Linked DNA regions of Mus musculus: region 1 is linked to region 2. A link is a loop called in an ENCODE intact Hi-C map of the cell type or tissue named here. Cell type or tissue: heart. All regions are shown on one strand. Each heading gives the region's core, and the rest is flanking DNA. Links, peaks and the distances in the headings are about the cores only. Region 1 holds the start of Zfp729a (zinc finger protein 729a). Region 2 holds the start of Zfp65 (zinc finger protein 65).

The links. Peaks named below come from ENCODE experiments on the same cell type or tissue, not always from the same donor. Only the 100,000 strongest peaks of a DNase experiment are listed, where the experiment ranks them.
Region 1: a loop joins it to region 2, with 2.6 times the contacts of the local background. A loop is called at or near these places in 13 of 42 quality-filtered maps.

Annotation. Positions count from the first base shown.
Region 1 is chr13:67,630,816-67,642,245 of GRCm38, reverse strand. It overlaps Zfp729a (zinc finger protein 729a), which reads left to right and starts at 4,465. Exons shown (of 4, transcript NM_183146.4): 1 at 4,465-4,599. The coding sequence starts at 4,564. In heart, for the core only: a CTCF peak has its summit at 4,893; a DNase peak (open chromatin) is centred at 4,445; H3K4me3 peaks cover 1,135 bases; H3K27ac peaks cover 874 bases.
Region 2 is chr13:67,717,762-67,729,191 of GRCm38, reverse strand. It overlaps Zfp65 (zinc finger protein 65), which reads left to right and starts at 19. Exons shown (of 4, transcript NM_145622.2): 1 at 19-131. The coding sequence starts at 126. In heart, for the core only: no CTCF peak of the experiment used is centred there; a DNase peak (open chromatin) is centred at 4,851; H3K4me3 peaks cover 1,406 bases; H3K27ac peaks cover 939 bases.

The DNA.
Region 1 (11,430 bases), core at 1,749-9,748, 87 kb after region 2:
ACGGTCCGCAGTGGCAGCTGCCAGAATACAGAATACCAGAACTGGTAACACAGGTGGGGCTCAAACCCACAATCTCAGAACTGAAAAACTAAGACACAAATTCAGCAGTGCCACACTTAGACACTTAGACAACAGACAACATAACAAGACTCACACAAACAAACGCACCTCCAAGGGGTCCTTCGGGGTTCCTGGGTGTCACGCAGATCTCGGTGGAACCTCCAAATGAAAGAACTCAGTGGGGAAACCCCCACTCAGCTCCCGATTCGGCGTGCACCCAAGAATCACGAATAGAACACAACACCTTGATGTAACAACAAGAGGTTTTTAATGGCGGAGCTCCGGGTAGAAACGTATCTCACATAACAGGAGACAGTGGATTCGACCAAGAGGCTTGGAAGCTAGGGGGTTTTATAGAAAAGGAGTGGGGCTGGGGGAGGAATTGGCGCGGTTTCACATGATTGGTCCATTTAAACATCAGCAGCCTGTAACATTTAACTTAGGTCAGAGGGGTGGGAGCTAGGGAGGCGATGGGCTTGCCCGGGCATGTCCTGGTCTGTTCTGCTATGTTCTCAGCCCCAGGTTTCAAAGCTCAGAAACAACTCTTTGGGCTATTTAACATACATTACATGAATTACAGTTTTATTTCCTTTCAGATGCAACAAATTGACAGGAACCAAACATAAGATTATTAAGGAAAGAGCAGAGAGTGTAAGAGAGACAGGAGGACGGACTGATTGATAAACACATAGGAAATAGGAAGAGGGACATTATTTTTGGAGGAGGTTGTTTAAAAAGGCATGAGAGAAAGAGGATTCCTTCTGAGATAAATCAGCTGAGAAAGAATGTCAGCAAGGTGCTTTCTCTGCCTCGCTGAGATATCAGGCTTTCGCCCTGGCATCTGACTCCCAAGTGTTCATTGGTAAAATCAAACAATTGAGATTTTGTTAAAACAACAATTAGCTAAGGCCCACAATTGGATTGGATGTAAGAGGTGGGGATTTATTTCAAATTTTACAAGGTGATGCAAACTTAAGTACTCCATGAAAATTATCTGCTGAATCTAAAAAATAATTGACTCTGGTAGAAAAGAGATATAGGATGACTGCTTGAATCCCAAACTAGATTGTGTTATTTTTGGCTTCTTTCATTCCCTCACAGGAATTCTCATATATAGAAAAGATAATATATTAGAATAGATATTTCAAACACATAAACAGAGCAAAAAGTTACAAACATATACAGAAAATTTTTTAATTTGATTATGAGAGGGAGAATAACACTTCATCAATTACCAAGAATAAACCCATCATAGATTGCAGTGCCTTACACTAATGCTGAAGTTATCACATTATAGGTAATCAATAAGGATTGGCAAGGAACTTGCAATAATTTTGGGGGGGAAGAAATTAACAAAAAAAACCCCACAAAAGCAAAAACAACAACAAACCACACACACACACACACAGACTAATTGGATTCTTCCTCAGTTATTGAGATGAACAATATTTTCGAAAGCTCCTACCTTTTACACAGATGGCAATAAATCAGGAGAAGCAGGTTATAAATCAGAAAACATAAGTAACATAATTCAGAGTCAGAAGTCAAATCAGAACTCTCATGTTTATATCAGATTTTTCTAAACCTCTTAATATAGTTCTCAATATGCAGAGAAACTTCTTTTGCATATAAAAACTTATTTCAGATGATTCTGAATAAAGACTGTTATTTAGACAATGGTAACTAATTGTCTTAGTCAGGGTTTCTATTCCTGCACAAACATCTTGACCAAGAAACAAGTTGGGGAGGAAAGGGTTTATTCAGTTTACACCTCCACACTTCTGTTCATCACCAAAGGAAGTGAGGACTGGAACTCAAGCAGGCCAAGAAGCAGGAGCTGATGCAGAGGCCATGGAGGGATGTTTCTTATTGGCTTGCCTCCACTGGCTTGCTCAGCTTTCTTTCTTTCTTTCTTTTCTTTTTTTTTCTGATAAGAGTCTTTAATATTCCCTCTGAAATTTCACAAGCCAGGCCTCCATCTTCTGCACTCTTCTTAACATTATTTTCCAAGCTCCTATAGAACATACCACAGAGCACTTAACACAAAATGGATCTTCTAGCGAAAAGTTCCAAAATCTTTCCACAGTCCTCCCCAAAACATAGTCAGGTTGTCAAATGAATACCCCATTCCTAGTACCAAATTATCTTAGTCATGGTTTCTATCCCTGCACAAACATCATGACCAAGAAGCAAGTTGGGGAGGAAAGGGTTTATTAGCCTTGCTTCTGAAAGGTTTCACAAATCTGGTAATGAATTACATGGCCATCGGACTGGTTGATTTTGTGTCAAATTGACACAAGCTAGAGTTATCACAGTCTATATCTTTTTATTGAAAACATAATCTTGTCTATTTCCTGAGGAACTGATTCTAATCTTTAGTGGTTTGATTATTGTATAACAAGGAGACACTGATAGTTTGAATATGCTTGGTCCATGGGAAGTTGTACTGTTAGGAGGTATGGCCTGATTTGAGGTATAGTCTTTCTACAGGAAGCATGTCAGGAGGTGTTGTTTGGATAACTCATATATGTGGTTGAGTCTGGCCAGTGTGACCCAGAGCCTCTTCCTTGCTGTATGCAGAAGACAGACCCCCTTCTGCTGCCTGCAGATAAAAATGTAGACCTCTCATTTCTGCCTAAACCTTACCATGCTTTCTACCATGATGATATTGAACTGACTCTCTGAAAATGTAAGCCAGTTCCAATTAAATGTTTTCTTTCATAAGGGCTTATCCCTAACTAGCTTACAAGTAAAAGAGGTTCAGACTCGAGGTTATTTCATCTGGCTTTGACAAGTACTGGGGTTCAACCCCTAATTTACTCTTCCTCTAACTGCTTTCTTGGCTACCTTCCCAGTGGTGTACTTCAGATACTTAATGTTTCTCCCAGCCATGTACACCCCCCCCCCATGGCAGCTCATCCTCTTCACCCATTCTTCCTCCTTTTCCTGGCCTCTTTTCCTTCTCTCTCTTCTCCACCCCATACCACCTAACTCAAAAGCCACCTACTTCTAGTCCTTCCAGTAATAGGCTGTACCAAATTTGATTTAACTAATAGTTTTCAATCAAGGAACAAGGTTTGCACAACAGAACCTTTTAAATGTGAGAGGTCCATGGTAAGCTTAGACCTTCAGATATAAAATTTAGTATTACAATACATAGCAACATACCAAACCTCAACACATACACATATTGGAAAACTAACTATGCTCAGAAATGTTAAGTCCTTCTGGTTGTTGGCAATGCCCTTCACTACAGCCATCAGGGGGATGACAGACCACTCATGACCTCATTCTAAACAGACATGCCAATCAAATGTCCAGGTGAATGTACTGCTTGTTGACTCTAGTTTTTCTAAGTTAAGGAATCTGTTCTGATCCCTAGGCAAACACACTCCCTAGAGAAGAAAAATTGGAATGGGATTTTGCACAGTCTCTGCTCTGAAACAGCTTGGCTTTGAATTATTGTGCCTCAGGGAAGTATGAAGACTTTTCTGTAATGCCATTTGTAGCTTTAACTCAAGCATGAACTACACAGGAATAAACCTTCCCACGAAAAGATGGGAATTCTCCATACTCCAAGTTTCCAGTCTAACTTCTTTAATACATCGACCTCATTTTACAGTGATATGAACATATTTCTGATACCTTTGAATTCCAGGAGGAACTATCTCGGTGTTCTGTTTAGGAGAAGTGAGGGAAGTGCAAGGCAGCTACCAGTAATGTTCAAGTATTATCAAATGTGAATGATGACAGGATCAGTGGAGACAGGAAAATCAATAAGGAACATCAAACCAAACACAGAGGGAAATTGAAGAGCCAGTACACACACCATTGTGATCCAAGGAGCTCTGCCCCTCCTCTTGGGAGAGATTCAGAGGAGGAAAGCAAGTGCTCAGAAAACACTTCGTGGTGACTCAGTTTGATTTCTAATTCTGTCTTCAGCACCTGGGATGGTTTTGATAGCATATTAAAGAGATAATGCCCACTCCTACATTAACTTCCTGCTTTCATATTTTAAATAAACAATGAAAGCATGAATTTTCCATTCGGTAGTAATATTCCATAAGTAAATCTGTGCTTTAAAAAACCAAGGGGAAAAAAAAAAAAGAAAGAAAGATCGAAGCTTTAATCTCACAATGTTTTAGCAGAGATAACAAGGAAATGTGATAAACATTACTGTGAAACTCAGCTCACAGGCTAACATCGCTTGCTGTAACCAAAGACTTTTTTAAAAGCCCACTTTCCCTGTGGCTGCCCATGTGCTGCAGCTTAGTTCTTTCCAACTTCAGCTGCCCACAGCTGGACCGCAAGGCAGGCAATGCACAAGACATCTTAGGTGGGGTCCCTGTAAGTCCTTCCAACTGACTTGTGGGAAGTGTAGTCCTGGTTCCTGTTTCGTCATTAGAAAGGGCCATCGGACTCGAACTTCCTTATTCTTCCTTCAAACTTCACTCCTCAAATGTATGCAGTTGTCCTGCTCAGCGCTGCATCTGGATTTCTGAGATGGAGTTCGGTGCAGGGACCAGCGCCTTCTTTCAGGTCTGAGGGGCTGTGCAGGGTGGCAGGTAGGGCACGGAGGGAGCTGGCTCGGGCTTGTTGAGAGGCAGGAAGCTGCTGACCTGGAGATGCTGTGCTGACCTAAGCTGGGCCGCTGCGCCTGGGCACGGGTTTGAAGGGGAGAAGGTTGAAAACAACAGGATGGCAAGGGCAGGCTGGGTCTGCTGACTGCCTGTTCCCGAGATGCTGACGGGAGCGCACTCATCATTACCTAGCTGACCCGTTCTCACGTGACTGTAGTCAGATTCTCAGGGCATACAGAGCACTTGGACTTGTAGCGCCCTCTGTATGTTATGTCCTGGAGACTACTCCTGGTTTGAGCTCAAACAGCTTCCTAAAGTTCCTAGTGTCCAAGGAGCAAGAATCCTGTGAGGGAGGGCAAACTGTTGTGTGGGATGTTAGTTCCTGTTCCTTTGGAATGAATTGTTAGACTCACGGATGCCCTGATTCAAATCACATTTTCTGATAGACACCTTTGTGACCTGAATGCGACAATACATGGCTATAAAACCACAAAATAATCTTGTAGTTGGTATGAACCAGTGTTTGCACAATCCAAATAAATAGGATTTTACACTAAAGATTAAAAATCACTAGACAATAATACCTCAACAGTTCTGAGTATGTGTTGTGTCCAAAATTTTGACTCCTTTTCAGATGTGAGAGACGACTTGGGGTGATGAGAGATCACAGGGTGGCACTGGAAAGTCTGAAAGGGAAGGGGGAAATGCCTCTGCTCATCTGCCAGGCTCTGTGCATTGCTTTCTAATCTGCCAGACTCTGTACATTGTTGTCTCTTCACGTGCTTTTCTTCCTAGAGTTCACGTTATCAGCAGTGTCTGAACTCTTTTAAATTTTCTTTTGTCCCTCAATGTGACATTCAGGTTTAGTGACACACCCTTAATAGTTTTAGAAAGAATTCTCCAATTTTTTCAACTGTATTTGAAAAGCTGTAAGATAGGGAAGGAGAGATGGCTTATTGGTTAAGAGCATGCCTATTCTTCCAAAGGTCCTGAGTTTAATTCCAGCAACCACTTGTTGGCTCCCAACCGTCTATTATTGGATCTGATGTTCTCTTCTGGTATGTCAGCAAAAGAATGCTCATATAAATAAATAAATAAATATTTTGAAAAGTTGTAATATAAATTTCAAAAGCCGTGGCACTCTTGGGGTCTTATGATTTACACATAGTAGGTTTATGTTCATGTAAAAATGCACAGTTCTCCTCTTAAAGGGCTAAGAGAATTGTTTAGTCCACAGCTATTTGAGTAGCCATGATCTAAGAACATAGATTTAGTTTAAACCAAATTCCATACTCCAACATGGAACCAGTTTCATGGTTGTACAGAACAAATAATGTCATTGACCAAGGAAAATTTGAAATACATTGGTGTGAGTCTGATAGAGGCATGCACTATGAGACATTGGAGATATTTTCAATGTCTAAGATACCATCTGATGAGATTTTAGCTTTTGGATTGATAGAAGCTCATGTTCTGCCTAGTCAGTGGATTCTGGGAGGTTTTTATCTATTGTCACAAGCTGTGTGGCCGACTACAGAGTGAGGCAAGGACTGACCCTGAAGGTAAAACCAGCCCAAGGTAAGACAGCTAACCCTAAACCTGCAGAATTCCAGGCTCTGCCTCTCAGTGAACTTCCACGTGGGCCATCAGACTCTGCACCCACAGACTCCTTACAAGAGTTTTGCATTCACAGAATACACACAGGTTTTTTTGTCTGTTTGGTTTTTTGTTTTTGTTTTTTGTTTTCAGGATTTCTCCTCCACAGCCCCTCCCCTATCTCAGGGGATCTTGCTTATATTATCACTCTTCAGTCAAACCAAGTGTTTGTGAGCCAGAGCTGGAGCCTGACTTACAGCATTCAAGTCTACTGTCAGGAAGCATGGGCTTCAGACCACCTTGTCCTAGCTACTGGAATTTTCAATGAGTTTGCAACCACATCTAGAATAAATAAACATTTCCTAGTTAATGATGCTAATCGGTAGGGAAAATATAACAGTATATGAAGTCGGGAATCACATGCTACCTTGTACACCAAAACACATTCATTACAACATAGAGAGGGTACAGCAGGGTGCTCATATATAAACTTACAGACACCAAATAGTCGTATATTTTCTATTAATCAGCCCTATGATAGACAAGTGAGCTAAAGCCTATTGTGTCATTCATCTCTGTGTTTTGGGGGAGGAATCAGGAATCCTGGAGTTCAAAGTCATCCTTTCCTTCATAGCCAACTCAGGGGAGCCTAAGCTACTTGAGACCCCTTGATTTAAAAGACTTTTAAAGCATACTGTATTGGGTGTAGTAATTACTTCTGTTGCTCTCAGTTCTGAGCACCAGTGACCTAACTAGAATCCATCCACTTGATATCTTCCTAATCCTAAAACCTTACCAATCTAGTATTTTGCTAGCATCCTTTTGTTAATGACTTGTGTTGAAGATCAGGATCTTGCTTACATTTACTGTGCAAGCAGTTAGGGTGGGGGGCATTCTCTCTGCCTTGCTTGACTAGCAGGGAATGTTAGCCTTTCTTTGTACTCTGACTATTCTCTATTATTTTCTGTCCTGACCCCATGGGCTGTCTGACTTTACCTGAAAGTTTTCAGAACATCTGACTCTGCCAATGGAAAATGACAACTGCATCTACCACTGTCTGTCACATGTGGTATCACCGCCATCCAGGCAGTAATCTGTCAAGGTGGGTTTCCTTCCTCTTCCTCAGGGAGGAGTCCAGTCTCCTATGCTTGCAGTCCTGCCCTTTTCCTCGAGGCTCTTTTCATTTCATTCTAATACTGTGAGCGATGGTATGAATAATCGACTCACTCATTTTAACAGACTCAGGCAGCAACCTTGTTATGTTAGACAGGTCGTTCTGGGAAACTCTGAAGGGTCCTGTGTTGGGTGATGTCATTCAGTTTCTGGTCTGGGCTGTGTGCATGTCAAGTGGCCATGAAAAGAATGCAGAAACCTCATTTGTACTGATTTTGATGGGCATCAAAAGAAGAAAGGAATACACCCGAGAAGCACAGGTTGATGTCATTTTCTGCCTTTAAAATATGTCTGTCAGTGAGTTCAAGGACACTTTTCTTTCTTCTTTCTTGTCCATTCATTTGTGTATTTAGCTACTTTTCATCCCAATCACAGCCCCCCCGCCCAGTCTTCTCCCAGGACCCCCTCCCATTGCCCCTCTCCCCATGCACCACTTCCTTCCTCCCCGACCAACCCCTACTGGCACATGTAGTCACTGGAGGAGTAGACACATACCTTTCCAATGAAGCTAGGTGAGGCAGCCCAGATCGCGACTCAGGCTCCACTGTCAGGAAACAGGGTCAGGGATAACCTCCACTTCAGGCTTTGGGAGATCCATATGAAGGCCAAGCGGCCTTTGTGCTACATATGTGTGGAGGTGAGCTGTGGGTCTAGTCCATGTATGCTCTGTGCTTGGTGGTTCCCTCTCTGGAAACCCACAAGGGTCCAGGTTAGTAGTTGACTCCGTTGGTCTTTTGTGGAGTCCCTACCCTCTCCCAATCCCACAATCCTTTCCCCAACTCTTCTACAATATTCCCTCAGCTCTGGCTAATAATGTTTGACTGTAGGTCTCTGCATCTGTTTCAGAGAGTCGCTGGATGGGTCCTCTCAGACGACAGTTAAACCAGGCTTGTCTGCAAGCCTAACAGAGTATCAGTGAAAGTTCTTATCCATGGAAACTGTCCACGTTGGGCCCATCATTAGTTGGCTATTTCCTCAGTCTCTTTTCCATCTTTGTCCATGCACTTTTTGTAGGCAGGACACATTTTGAGCTGAAGGTTTGGCATCCTCATCTCTCCCCTGGGAGTACTGCCTGGCTACAGGAGGTAACCATTTTAGGTTGCATCTTCCCTAATGTTAGGAGTCTCAACTAGTGTCACCCCTATAGGCTCACAGGAGCCTCTCCCATCCCAGATCTCCAGCATATCACATAAATGATCCCCTTCCTCAACCTGGCCCACCACCAAATTTTACTCATTCTTTTGGCCCCTCTCTCCCAGGCTTTCCCTACACCTGATCCTTCATCCCCATATCCTTCCCAATCCCCTTCCTCTCCATCTACTTCTGATGACTAATTCCATTCTGAGTGAGAATCAAGCAAACTCCATTGGGCCCTCCTTTTTATTTAGTGTGTCTGGATCTGTGGATTGTCTCTAGGGTATCTTTGTAGCTAATATCCACTTATAAGTGAGTATATATTATGCATATCTTTTTGGTTCTGGACTATGTCACTCAGGAAGATGAAGTGCAAGTTTCTAGTTTCTTTAAATTCAGTTGTGTCATGTAATGTTTTGCTGGAAGCTGTCTCGTCAGAGGGCATGTGATGTTTTGCTGAGAGCAGATGCTTGAGAAGGTGGGTGATATTTAGAAAGAAGATAAATAGAACCCCACACACAGTGAGAGGGTGCTTCTGCATTGATAGGACCTGCAAAGCTCTGCTGGTCTTCACTACATAGAGAGAAATGCACCAAAGAACTTCTGTGGGATTTTGGCTGCTTCTACTGATTCATATGAATTCAGTGGTTCCTTGTGCTTTCTGTTGGATCTTGCCATGTGTCCTGATTCATGCTTGATGTTTTGTAATTGGATTGTACTGCTGTCTTAGTTGGGGTTTCTATTCCTGCACAAACATCATGACCAAGAACCAAGTTGGGGAGGAAGGGGTTTATTCGGCTTACACTTCCATACTGCTGTTCATCACGAAGTCAGGATTGAAACTCAAGCAGGTCAGGGTGCAGCAGCTGATGTAGAAACCATGGACTTTACTGCCTTACTGGCTTACTTCCCCTGGCTTGCTCAGCCTGTTCTCTTATAGAACCCAAGACTACCAGCCCAGAGATGGTCCCACCCACAAGGGGCCTTTCCCTCTTGATCACTAATTGAGAAAATGCCTTACAGTTGGATCTCATGGAGGCATTTCCTCAACTGAAGCTCCTTTTTCTGTGATGACTCCAGCTGTGTTAAGTTGACACAAAACTAGCAAGTACAATTGCTGATATCCTGACAACAAAGATGGGAACTACCCCAAGGAACTACTTCTAAATAGGGCCACAAACCCTGTTTTCTATTTATCTTTTTTGTCCCCTACCACTGGTATGTGGGCTAGAAGGAAGGTTGAAGCATTTGAGAACTCTACTTAAAGTAAGTTTTGAAAAAAGTCTAAGTTTTCTTGTTACACCAATTTGCCTATAAACTTCATGATATCCTTGTTTTTAATAGCTGAGTAATAGTCTGCTGTGTAAATGAATAACAATTTCCTTATCCATTTGTCCCTTAGGGATATCTGTGTTGTTTCCAGTTTCTGGCTGTTATGAATAAAGCTGCTACAAATGTAGTTGAGCAAGTGTCCTTGTGGTATGGTAGAACATCTTTTGGGTATATGCCCAAGAGTGATCTCTCTGAGACTTGAGGTAAAACTATCCCCATTATTCTGAGAAACCACCACATTGATTTCCATAGTGATTATATAACTTAGCATTCCCACCAGCAAGCAAGGAGTGTTTCCATTGCCCTACCTATATCCTTGCCTGCATGTGCTGTGGGTGTAAGGTAGAATCTCAGAGTCACTTTGATTTGCATTTCCCTGATGACCAAAGAAACTTTTTAACGTGTTTCTCAGCCATTAGAGATTCCTCTACTGAGAATTCTCTGCTTAGCTCTGTACCCATTTTTTAACTGGGTTATTTAGTTTGCTGGTGTCCAACTTCTTGAGTTTTTTTTAATATATATATATATATATATATATATATAATTGGATATCAGCCCACTGTGGGATTTAGGGTTGCTGAAAATCTTCCCATTCTGGAGGCTGCCATTATGACAGTGTCCTTTGCTTTACAGAAGGTTTCCAGTTGCATGAGATCCCACTCATTAATTGTTTATTTTAGTGCCTTAGTTATTGGTGTTCTCTTCAGGAAGTTGTTCCTATACCAATGCATTCAAGGCTACTCCCCACTTTCTCTTCTATTAGATTTAGAGTATCTGTTGGTTTGTTTTTTTAAAGATTTATTTTTTATTGATATGAGTGCATTGCAGGTGTCTTCAGACACACACTAGAAAAGTGCATCAGATCCCATTACAGATGGTTGTGAGCCACCATGTGGTTGCTGGGAAGTGAACTCAGGACCTCTAAAACAGCAGTCAGTGCACTTAACTGCTGAGCCATATCTCCAGCCTGTGTATCTGATTTTATGTTGAGGTTTTTTGATCTACTAGGACTTGAGTTTTGTGCAGAGAGATGAATATGAATCTATTTGCGTTCTTCTACATGCAGACATACAGTTAGATTGCCACCATTTTTTGAAGATGCTTTCTCTCTTCCAATGTATGGTTTTGGCTTCTTTGTCAAAATTTACGTGTCCAGAGGTGTGTAGGTTATTTCAGGGTCTTCTGATCAATTCCCTTGGTCAATCTGTGTGTTTCTATACCAATACCATACAGGTTTCTTTAATTACTCTTTCTCTGTAGTTCTGCTTGAAATCAGTGATTATGATACCCGTGGGAGTTCTTTTATTGTACAGAACTGTTTTATCTATCCTGGTGGTTTTTTGTTTTTTTGTTCTTTTTAAATATGAAGTTGAGAATTGTTCTTTCAAAGTCTGTAAAGAATTGTATGGGAATTTTGATGAGAAGTGCATTGAATCTGTAGATTCCTTTTGATGAGATGGCCATTTTCACTGTGTTAATCCTACTTACCCTTATGCATGAGAAATCTTTCTATCTTATGATATTTCCTTCACATTCATTCTTCAGAGACGTGAAG
Region 2 (11,430 bases), core at 1,580-9,579:
GGGAGATGTAGTCCCAACAATTATGACGACTCCAGAAGGGGCCGTTGGTACCAAACTTCCGGATTCGTTCTTAAACCTTGCTTCTCCCCAAAGTTAATCGAGTGTCTTGGGTTTGGATCCCTGACATGGAGGTTGGTGCAGGGAGCAGTGCGGTCGTACAGATCTGAGGGACTGTGCAGGATGGCGGGTCAGGCGCGGAGGGAGCTGGCTCAGGCTGGTTGGGAGACGGGGGGGGGGGGGGGGCGGGGGGCGAGGGGGCCGCCGACCTGGAGGTACTGTGTTGACCTAGGATGGGCCACTGCCCCTAGGAGCAGGATTGGCCGGGAAGAATGTTAGAGACAAGGGGATGGCAAGGGCAGGCTGGGTCTGCTGACTGCCTGTGCGGAGATGCTGAAGGGAGCATTCTACTTTGCTCTGCCTAGCTGACCCTTACTCATGTGATTGTAGTCTGAGTCCCAGCACTTACAGAACTTCCGGAAGTTCCAGGGACAGAGAGTCTTGTGAGGGCGACTGTTGTGTGGGATGTTAGTTTCTTTTCTTTTGGAATGAATTGTTAGATTTATGGATGCCTCGGGTTGAGTAGGAATTCCTAATGTACACCTCTGTGACCTGAGTCGTCACAATACAAGGCTATGTAGCTACAGAATAATCTTGGAATTGTTTTGAACTTATGTTGGCACAATCCAAATAATTATGGATTTTACACTTAAGCTTAAAATCACTAGACAGCAGTGCCCCAATAATACTATCTGAGTATATTTATTTTTTCAAAATTTGGACTGCATTTCTGATAGGATAGTACACTTGTGTGATGAGAGAAAGATCGCAGGGAGGGGCTGGAATGCCTGAAAGGGAAGGGAGAAAATATCTCTGCTAATAGGCCAGGCTCTGAACATTGTTCTCTTACCACATGATTTACTTCTGTCTGTTCACATTATCAGCAGTGACTAATCTCTTCTAAAAGTACTCTGTCCCTCAATGTGGCTTTCTGGTTTACTGATGCTTCCTGGATAGTTCTAGAAAGGATTCCCCAAGTTTTTGTACTGTCTTTGAGAGACTGTAAGATAAATTTCAAAAGCTGTAGCACACTTGGGGGTCTTAAGGTTTACACATAGTAGGTTCCTGTTCATGCAAAATGCACAGTTCTCCTCTTGAAGGGTTAAGAGAATAGTTTAGCCCAGAGCCATTTAATTGGCCATGATCTGAGAAGACAGATTTAGTTTAGTGAAAATTCCATACTCCAACTTGGAAGCAGTTTCATGGTTTTACAGAACAAATAATGTCATTAGCCAAGTAAATTTTAAAATACATTGATGTGAGTCTGATAGAGGTATGTACTGTGAGACATGGGAGATGTTCTATTCACCAAAGATACCATTTGATGAGATTTTAGCTTTTGGACTGATAGAAGCTCATGTTCTGCCTAGTCAGTGGATTCTGGGAGTTTCTTTTAAACTATTGTCACAAGCTGTGTGGTCCACTACAGAGTAAGGTAATGACTGCCCTTGAAGAGAAAACCAGCCCAAGGTAAGGCAGCCAACCCTGAACCTGCAGAATTCCAGGCTCTGCCCCTCCGTGAACTTCCACATGGGCCACCAGTCTCTGCACACACAGACCCCTTACAAGAGTTTTGCATTCACAGTCAGACACTCATTTTTTTTTTTTGTTTTTGTGTTTGCTTTTTCAGGGTTTCTCCTCCACAGCCCCTCCCCCTATCTCAGGTGATCTTGCTTATATTGTCACTCTTCAGTCAAATCAAGAATTAGTGAGCCTGGCTCATGGCATTGAAGCTGACTCTAAGGAAGTATGGGCTTCAGACAACTCCGTCCTATCTACTGGGATTTTCAATGAGTTTGCAACCCTATCTAGATTAATAGACATTTCCTAGTTAATGTTGCTAATCTTTAGGAAAAATATAGGAGTATGTGAAGTCAGAATCCTGCCTTGTACATCAAAACACATTCCTTACAATGTATTGATGGTACAGCAACATGGGCCTTTATATATATATATATATATATATATATATATATATATATATATAATTATCAAATTGAGAATTGTTCTTTAAAGATCTGTAAAGAATTACGTGGGAATTTTGGTGAGAAGTGCATTGAATTTGTAGGTTGATTTTGCTAAGACGGCCATTTTCATTGTTAAGCGTACTTACCCTTGTGCATAGGGAACCTTTCTATCTTATGATATCTTGTAGTATACTAAGGGCAAATGCCAGCATGATCTTTTATATTGTTGTTGTTGTTGTTTTTTTTTTTAATGAAATCTAGTCATATGGTTTTTAGGAAAAAAATACAGGCATGACCACCAGTCAGCCACATGCTGCAAAAGTGATTGTTGTTTTATTAGTTTTGTGTGTCTGACTTAAAACAGCTTCCTTTATTTTTTTCCATTATGAAACAGCTCTATATTCCTTAACCCAAATACATTATTTTTCTTTATATTCTTCTTTTTGGTAATTTTGAGGTCATCTTAATGTGGTTACAAGTGCATGTCTTTAGTTTGAATGAGTTTTTAGTGACATCATAAAAGTAAAAGACTTAGGGAATTGCGGTACAGTTTCTCTCTGTTTTGCTCCTCAATTCACTGCTTAATTTGTGATATTATTCAGTGATGTTACAGCACGCAATATGGTCATTAGTGAAAACATGGATGATGTTAGATTTGTGAGCACAGAACAAAGAGAGGAAAGGCAGGAAAGAGGCTGATAACAACAGATGAGGATGCTTGTTAGTACACACAGAGACGGGCAGCGACTCTCCTGGGAACATAGTGGAGAAACCTGGCTTGAACCTTTTAGAGACACAGGTGAGAGGCTTGGGAATGAGGAAGTGGGTGCTACTCTAGGAGTCCATGCAGAGATGAATCACACACGGATGGTAATGAGAGCACAGGGTACCTCAGAAACAGCTGCCTTAGGGCAGATATCCCCAGTTGCAGGAGAAGTGTTGGATCCCCCTATAACTGCAACATTGACTCCTTCATGGCACTGTATCCTGTGTCAGATTTGCCTGGCGAAGTCCACTCCTGGCTGAAGACAGAAAACTAAAGTTCCCATTGTCCTTTTGTGGAGCCTCTGAGACAGTCTTGGGTCTGTGTAGATTCCCACAGTGACTCCACTTATTGCTAAATTTCCTATTCATACCTTGTTAATATACTGTGATTATATTGTCTACGAGCTCTTCATATATCTACCCATTGGCTGCTCAAACTCAGACCCTTGGTACGCTGTCATTTGCATCTCTATGTACATGCTCAGGATGCTGACCTCAGCCCAGAGGTTCTCATCAGATCTGCATTTTCAATGGATTTGTCATTGTGATAGTGCATATTGGTTTGAGAAGTACCTTCTCCGTCACAATGGCTCTCTACTGTGAGAAATATGCATAATGTGTGCTGTAGTATAATACTAGCAGGGGACACTAAAGTATATATTTTTTCAGAAGATTACAATTTATTTTTTATTGTTCTGGCTAGATTATTGTACACTTGAAACAAACTTTACTTATGAGAGTATGGAAATATCAATTTAGGAAATACCTCTCTAAGATCAGACTGTGTATTAGCCTATATAACATTTTCCTAGTGACTGATGGAACATGGCACAGCCTGACATGCGAGGTGCTATATCTGGGCTGGTGGCCAAAATCGCCAGATGCTTGATTTAGGAATGAATCCCTACAGAGTGAAGAATGTGCCAAGTCCTCACATATTCCATCATTAAGTTCTGAAGAGAACAGAATTCATACAGGAGAAAAACCTTACAAATGTGAAGTTTGTGGCAAGGCCTTCTGCATTCCATTATTACTTTCTAAACACAAGATAATTCATAAAGGAGAGAATCTCTACAAGTGTGATATATGTGGCAAGGCCTTCCAACATCCATCAAGACTTTCCAGACATAAAAAGATTCATTGAGAAGAGAAACCATACAAGTGTGAAGTATGTGGAAAGGCCTTCCACTTTCCATCAATACTTTTGGAACACAAGCGAATTCATACAGGAGAGAAACCATACAAGTGTGAAGAATGTGGTAAGGCCTTCCACATTTCATCAGTTATTTTAAAAATTGATGGTATGTTGCCTGGTGTATTCCAGGAGGAACTATCTCAGTGTTCTGTTTAGGAGAAGTGAGGGAAGTGCAAGGCAGCTACCAGTAATGTTCAAGTATTATCAAATGTGAATGATGACAGGATCAGTGGAGACAGGAAAATCAATAAGGAACATCAAACCAAACACAGAGGGAAATCGAAGAGCCAGTACACACACCATTGTGATCCTAGGAGCTGTGCCCCTCCTCTTGCGAGAGATTCACAGGAGGAAAGCAAGTGCTCAGAAAACACTTGGTGGTGACTCACTTTGATTTCTAATTCAGTCTTATACACCTGGGATGGTTTCGATGGCATCTTAAAGAGATAATGCCCACTCTTACATTATTACATTATCTTCCTTTTTCATATTTTAAGAAAACCATGAAATCATGAATTTTCCACTCCTTAGTAAGATTCTAATAAGTAGAGATGTGCTTTTAAAAAACCAAATACAAACAAACAAAGAAACAAAAAAGATCCGAGGTTTAAACTCACAATGTTTTAGCAGAGATAACAAGGAAATGTGATAAACATTACTGTGAAAAGCTCAGCTCACAGGCTAACATCGCGTGCTGTGACCAAAGACTTTTTTAAAAGCCCAATTTCCCTGTGGCTGCCCACATGCTGCAGCCTGGTTCTTTCCAACTTCAGCTGCCCAGAGCTGGGCTGCATGGCCAGCTGCACAAGACCTCTTCTGTGGGTCCCTGTAAGTCCTTCCAACTGACTTGTGGGAAGTGTAGTCCCGTCCCCAGTGACGTCATCAGAAAGGGCCCTCGGACTCGTGCTTCCTTATTCTTTCTTCAAACTTCACTCCTCAAATGTATGCAGTTGTCCTACTCAAAGCTGCATCTAGATTTCTGAGATGGAGGTTAGTGCAGGGAGCAGCGCCACTTTTCAGGTATAAGGGGCTGTGCAGGGTGGCAGGTAGGGCACGGAGGGAGCTGGCTCATGCTTTTTGTGAGGCAAGAAGCTGCTGACCTGGAGGTGCTATGCTGACCGAGGCGGACCGCTGTGTCTGGGCACGGGTTTGAAGGGGATACGGTTGAAAACAACAGGATGGCAAGGGCAGGCTGGGTCTGCTGACTGCCTCTGCCTGAGATGCTAACGGGAGCGCGCTCATCATTACCTAGCTGGCCCGTTCTCACGTGACCGTAGTCAGATTCTCAGGGCATACAGAGCACTTGGACATCCAGCACCCTCTGTAGGTTATGTCCTGGAGACTACTCCTAGTTTGAGCTCAAAAAGCTTCCTAAAGTTCCTAGTGTCCAAGGAGCAAGAATCCTGTGAGGGAGGGCAAACTGTTGTGTGGGATGTTAGTTCCTGTTCCTTTGGAATGAATTGTTCGACTCGTGGATGCCCTGATTCAAATAAGATTTTCTAATAGACACCTTTGTGACCTGAATGCGACAATACCTGACTATAAAAGCACAAAATAATCTTGTAGTTGGTATAAACCAGTGTTTGCACAATCCAAATAAATAGGATTTTACACTAAAGATTAAAAATCACTAGACAATAATACCTCAACAGTTCTGAGTATGTGTTGTGTCCAAAATTTGGACTCCTTTTCAGATGTGAGAGATGACTTGGTGTGATGAGAAATGGCAGGGTGGGGCTGGAAAGTCTGAAAGGGAAGGGGGAAATGGCTCTGTTCATCTGTAATCTGCCAGGCTCTGTACATTGCTCTCTACTCTGTCACGATCTGTACATTGCTCTCTAATCTGCCAGACTCTGTACATTGTTGTCTCTTCACGTGCTTTTCTTCTTTGTGTTCACGTTATCAGCATTGTCTGAACTCTCTTAAATTTTCCTTTGTCCCTCAATATGACATTCAGGTTTACTGACACACCGTTAATAGTTTTAGAAAGAATTCTCCAAGTTTTTCAACTGTATTTGAAAAGCTGTAAGATTGGACTGGAGAGATGGCTCAGTGGTTAAGAGCACTGGCTGTTCTTCCAGAGGTCATGAGTTTAATTCCCAGCAACCACTTCGTGGCTCCTGACCATCTCTAATTGAATCTGATGTTCTCTTCTGGTATGTCAGCAAAAGAATGCTTATATACATAAATACATAAGTAAATAAATAAATAAATACTTGGGGTCTTATGATTTACACATAGTAGGTTTATGTTCATGCAAAAATGCACAGTTCTCCTCTTGAAGGGTTAAGAGAATAGATTAGTCCAGAGCTATTTGAGTAGCCATGATCTGAGAACATAGATTTAATTTAAACCAAATTTCATATTCCAACATTGAATCAGTTTCATGATTGTACAGAACAAATAATGTCATTGACCAAGGAAAGTTTAAAATACATTGGTTTGAGTCTGAAATAGGCATGCACTCTGAGACATTGGAGATATTTTCAATGTCTAAGATACCATCTGATGAGATTTTAGCTTTTGGATTGATAGAAGCTCATGTTCTGCCTAGTCAGTGGATTCTGGGAGGTTTTTATCTATTGTCACAAGCTGTGTGGCCCACTACAGAGTGAGGCAAGGACTGACTATCCATGAAGGTAAAACCAGCCCAAGGTAAGACAGCTAACCCTGAACCTGCAGAATTCCAGGCTCTGCCCCTCGGTGAACTTCCACGTGGGCCATCAGACTCTGCACACACAGACTCCTTACAAGAGTTTTGCATTCACAGAATACACATAGGTATTTGTGTGTGTGTGGGGGGGGGAGGTTCAGGATTTCTCCTCCACAGCCCCTCCCCCTATCTCAGGGGATCTTGCTTATATTATCACTCTTCAGTCAAACCAAGTGTTTGTGAGCCAGAGCTGGAGCCTGACTTACAGCATTCAAGTCTACAGTCAGGAAGCATAGGCTTCAGACCACCTTGACCTAGCTACTGGAATTTTCAATGAGTTTGCAACCATATCTAGAATAAATAAACATTTCCTAGTTAATATGCTAATCGGTAGGAAAAATATAACAGTATATGAAGTCAGGAATCACATGCTACCTTGTACACCAAAACACATTCCTTACAACATAGAGAGGGTACAGCAGGGTGCTCATATATAACCTTACAGGCTCCAAATAGTCGTATATTTTGTATTAATCAGCCCCATGATAGAAAAGTGAGCTAAAGCCTATTGTGTGATTCATCTCTGTGTTTTGGGGAGGAGTCAGGAATCCTAGAGTTCAAAGTCATCCTCTCCTTCATAGCCAATTCAAGTTAGCCTAAGCTACATGAGACAACTTGTTTTTAAAAGACTTTTAAAACATACTGTATTGGGTGTAGTAATTACTTCTATTGCTCTCAGTTCTGAGCACCAGTGACCTGACAGGAATCCATCCACTCGATATCTTCCTAATCCCAAAACCTTACCAATCTAATAGTTCACTAGCATCTTTTTGTTAATGACTTGTGTTGAAGATCAGGATCTTGCTTACATTTACTGTGCAAGCGGTTAGGGTGGGGCATTCTCTCTGCCTTGCTTGACTAGCAGAGAATGTTAGCTTTCTTTGTGTTCTGACTGTTCTCTGTTATTTTCTGTCCTGACCCCATGGGGCTGTCTGACTTTACCTGAAAGTTTTCAGAACATCTGACTCTGCCAATGGAAAATGACAACTGCATCTACTACTGTCTGTCACATGTGGTATCTCCGCCATCCAGGCAGTAATCTGTCAAGGTGGGTTTCCTTCCTCTTCCTCAGGGAGGAGTCCAGTCTCCTATGCTTGCAGTCCTGCCCTTTTCCTCCAGGCTCTTTTCATTTCATCCTAATGTTACTGTGAGTGATGGTATAAATGATCGACTCACTGATTTTAACAGACTCAGGCAGGAACCCTGTCATGTTAGACAGGTCATTCTGGGAAACTCTGAAGGGTCCTGTGTTGGGTGATGTCATTCAGTTCCTGGTCTCGGCTGTGTGCATGTCAAGAGGCCATGAAAAAAAAAATGCAGAAACCTCATTTGTACTGATTTTGATGGTCATCAAAAGAAGAAAGGAATACACCCGAGAAGCACAGGCTTTTTTGTCATTTTCTACCTTTAAAATATATATGTCAGTGAGTACAAGGACACTTTTCTTTCTGCTTTCCTTTTTTTTTTTAATATTTTTTCTTAGGTATTTTCCTCATTTACATTTCCAATGCTATCCCAAAAGTCCCCCATACCCTCCCACCCACTCCCATACCCACCCACTCCCAATTTTTGGCCCTGGCATTCTCCTGTACTGGGGCATATAAAGTGCGCAAGTCCAATGGTCCTCTCTTTCCAGTGATAGCCGACTAGGCCATCTTTTGATATGTATGCAGCTAGAGTCAAGAGCTCCAGGGTACTGGTTAGTTCATAATGTTGTTCCACCTATAGGGTTGCAGAGCCCTTTACCTCCTTGGGTACTTTCTCTAGTTCCTCCATTGGGGGCCCTGTGATCCATCCAATAGCTGACTGTGAGCATCCACTTCTGTGTTTGCTAGGCCCTGGCATAGTCTCACAAGAGACAGCTATATCTGTGTCCTTTCATCAAAATCTTGCTAGTGTATGCAATGGTGTCAGCGTTTGGAAGCTGATTATGGGATGAATCCCTGGATATGGCAGTCTCTAGATGGTCCATCCTTTCGTCACAGCTTCAAACTTTGCCTCTGTAACTCCTTCGATGGGTGTTTTGTTCCCAATTCTAAGAAGGGGCACAGTGTCCACACTTTGGTCTTTGTTCTTGAGTTTCATGCGTTTAGCAAATTGTATCTTATATCTTGGGTATCCTAAGTTTCTGGGATAATATCCACTTATCAGTGAGTACATATTGTGTGAGTTCCTTTGTGATTGTGTTACCTCACTCAGGATGATGCCCTCCAGGTCCATCCATTTGCCTAGGAATTTTTTAAATTCATTCTTTTTAATAGCTATCCCAAAATTGTGTAAATGTACCACATTTTTTTTTTTATCCATTCCTCTGTTGAGGGGCATCTGTGTTCTTTCAGTCTTCTGGCTATTATAAATAAGGCTGCTATGAACATAGTGGAGTATGTGTCCTTCTTACCAGTTAGAACATCTTCTGTATATATGCCCAGAAGAGGTATTGCTGTATCCTCAGGTAGTACTATGTCCATTTTTCTGAGGAACCGCCAGACTGATTTCCAGAGTGGTTGTACAAGCTTGCAATCCCACCAACAATGGAGGAGTGTTCCTCTTTCTCCACATCCTTGCCAGCATCTGCTGTCACCTGAAGTTTTGATCTTAGCCATTCTGACTGGTGTGAGATGGAATCTCAGGGTTGTTTTGATTTGCATTTCCCTGATGATTAAGGATGTTGAACATTTTTTCAGGTGCTTCTCTGCCATTCAGTATTCCTCAGGTGAGAATTCTTTGTGCAGTTCTGAGCCCCATTTTTTAATGGGGTTATTTGATTTTCTGAAGTCCACCTTCTTGAGTTATTTATATATATTGGATATTAGTCCCCTATCTGATTTAGGATAGGTAAAGATCCTTTCCCAATCTGTTGGTGGTCTTTTTGTCTTACTGACAGTGTCTTTTGCTTTGCAGAAGCTTTGCAACTTTATGAGGTCCCATCTGTCAATTCTCGATCTTACAGCACAAGCCATTGCTGTTCTATTCAGGAATTTTTCCCCTGTACCCATATCTTCGAGGTTTTTCCCTACTTTCTCCTCTATAAGTTTTAGTGTCTCTGGTTATATGTGGAGTTCCTTGATCCACTTAGATTTGACCTTAGTATGAGGAGATAAGAATGGATCAATTCGCATTCTTCTACATGATAACCTCCAGTTATGCAGCACCATTTGTTGAAAATGCTGTCTTTTTTCTACTGGATGGTTTTAGCTCCCTTGTCAAAGATAAAAGTGGCCATAGGTTTGTGGGTTCATCTCAGGGTCTTCAATTCTGTTCCATTGGTCTACTTGTCTGTCGCTATACCAGTATCATGCAGTTTTTATCACAATTGCTCTGTAGTACAGCTTTAGGTCAGGAATGGTGATTCCACCAGAGGTTCTTTTATCCTTGAGAAGAGTTTTTGCTATCCTAGGTTTTTTTTATTCCAGATGAATTTGCAGATTGCCCTTTCTAATTCGTTGAAGAATTGAGTTGGAATTTTGATGGGGATTGCATTGAATCTGTAGATTGCTTTTGGCAAGATAGCCATTTTGACTATATTGATCCTGCCAATCCATGAGCATGGGAGATCTTTCCATCTTCTGAGATCTTCTTTAATTTCTTTCTTCAGAGACTTGAAGTTCTTATCATACAGATCTTTCACTTCCTTAGTTAGAGTCACGCCAAGATATTTTATATTATTTGTGACTATTGAGAAGGGTGTTGTTTCCCTAATTTCTTTTTTTCTTTTTTTTTCTTTGAAGGTCTTATAGAACTCTGCACTAAACCCGTCTCGTCCTGGGCTTTTTTTGGCTGGGAGACTATTAATAACTGCTTCTATTTCTTTAGGGAATATGGGACTGTTTAGATCGTTAACTTGATCCTGATTTAACTTTGGTACCTGGGTATCTGTCTAGAAATTTGTCCATTTCATCCAGGTTTTCCAGTTTTGTTGAGTATAGCCTTTTGTAGAAGGATCTGATGGTGTTTTGGATTTCTTCAGGATCTGTTGTTATGTCTCCCTTTTCATTTCTGATTTTGTTAATTAGAATGCTTTCCCTGTGCACTCTAGTGAGTCTGGCTAAGGGTTTATCTATCTTGTTGATTTTCTCAAAGAACCAACTCCTCAATTGGTTGATTCTTTGAATAGTTCTTCTTGTTTCCACTTGGTTGATTTCGCCCCTGAGTTTGATTATTTCCTGCTGTCTACTCCTCTTGGGTGAATTTTCTTCCTTTTTTTCTAGAGCTTTTAGATGTGTTGTCAATCTGCTAGTGTGTGCTCTCTCCAGTTTCTTTTTAGAGGCACTCAGAGCTATGAGTTTCCCTCTTAGAAATGCTTTCATTGTGTCCCATAAGTTTGGGTATGTTGTGGCTTCATTTTCATTAAACTCCAAAAAGTCCTTAATTTCTTTCTTTATTCCTTCCTTAACCAAGGTATCATTGAGAAGAGTGTTGTTCAGTTTCCACGTGAATGTTGGCTTTCTATTATTTATTTTGTTATTGAAGATCAGCCTTAGTCCATGGTGATCTGATAGGATGCATGGGACAATTTCAATATTTTTGTATATGTTGAGGCTTGTTTTGTGACCAATTATGTGGTCAATTTTGGAGAAGGTATCATGAGGTGCTGAGAAGAAGGTATATTTTGTTTTAGGATAAAATGTTCCGTAGATATCTGTCAGATCCATTTGTTTCATAACTTCTGTTAGTTTCACTGTGTCCTGTTTAGTTTCTGTTTCCATGATCTGTCCATTGGTGAAAGTGGTGTG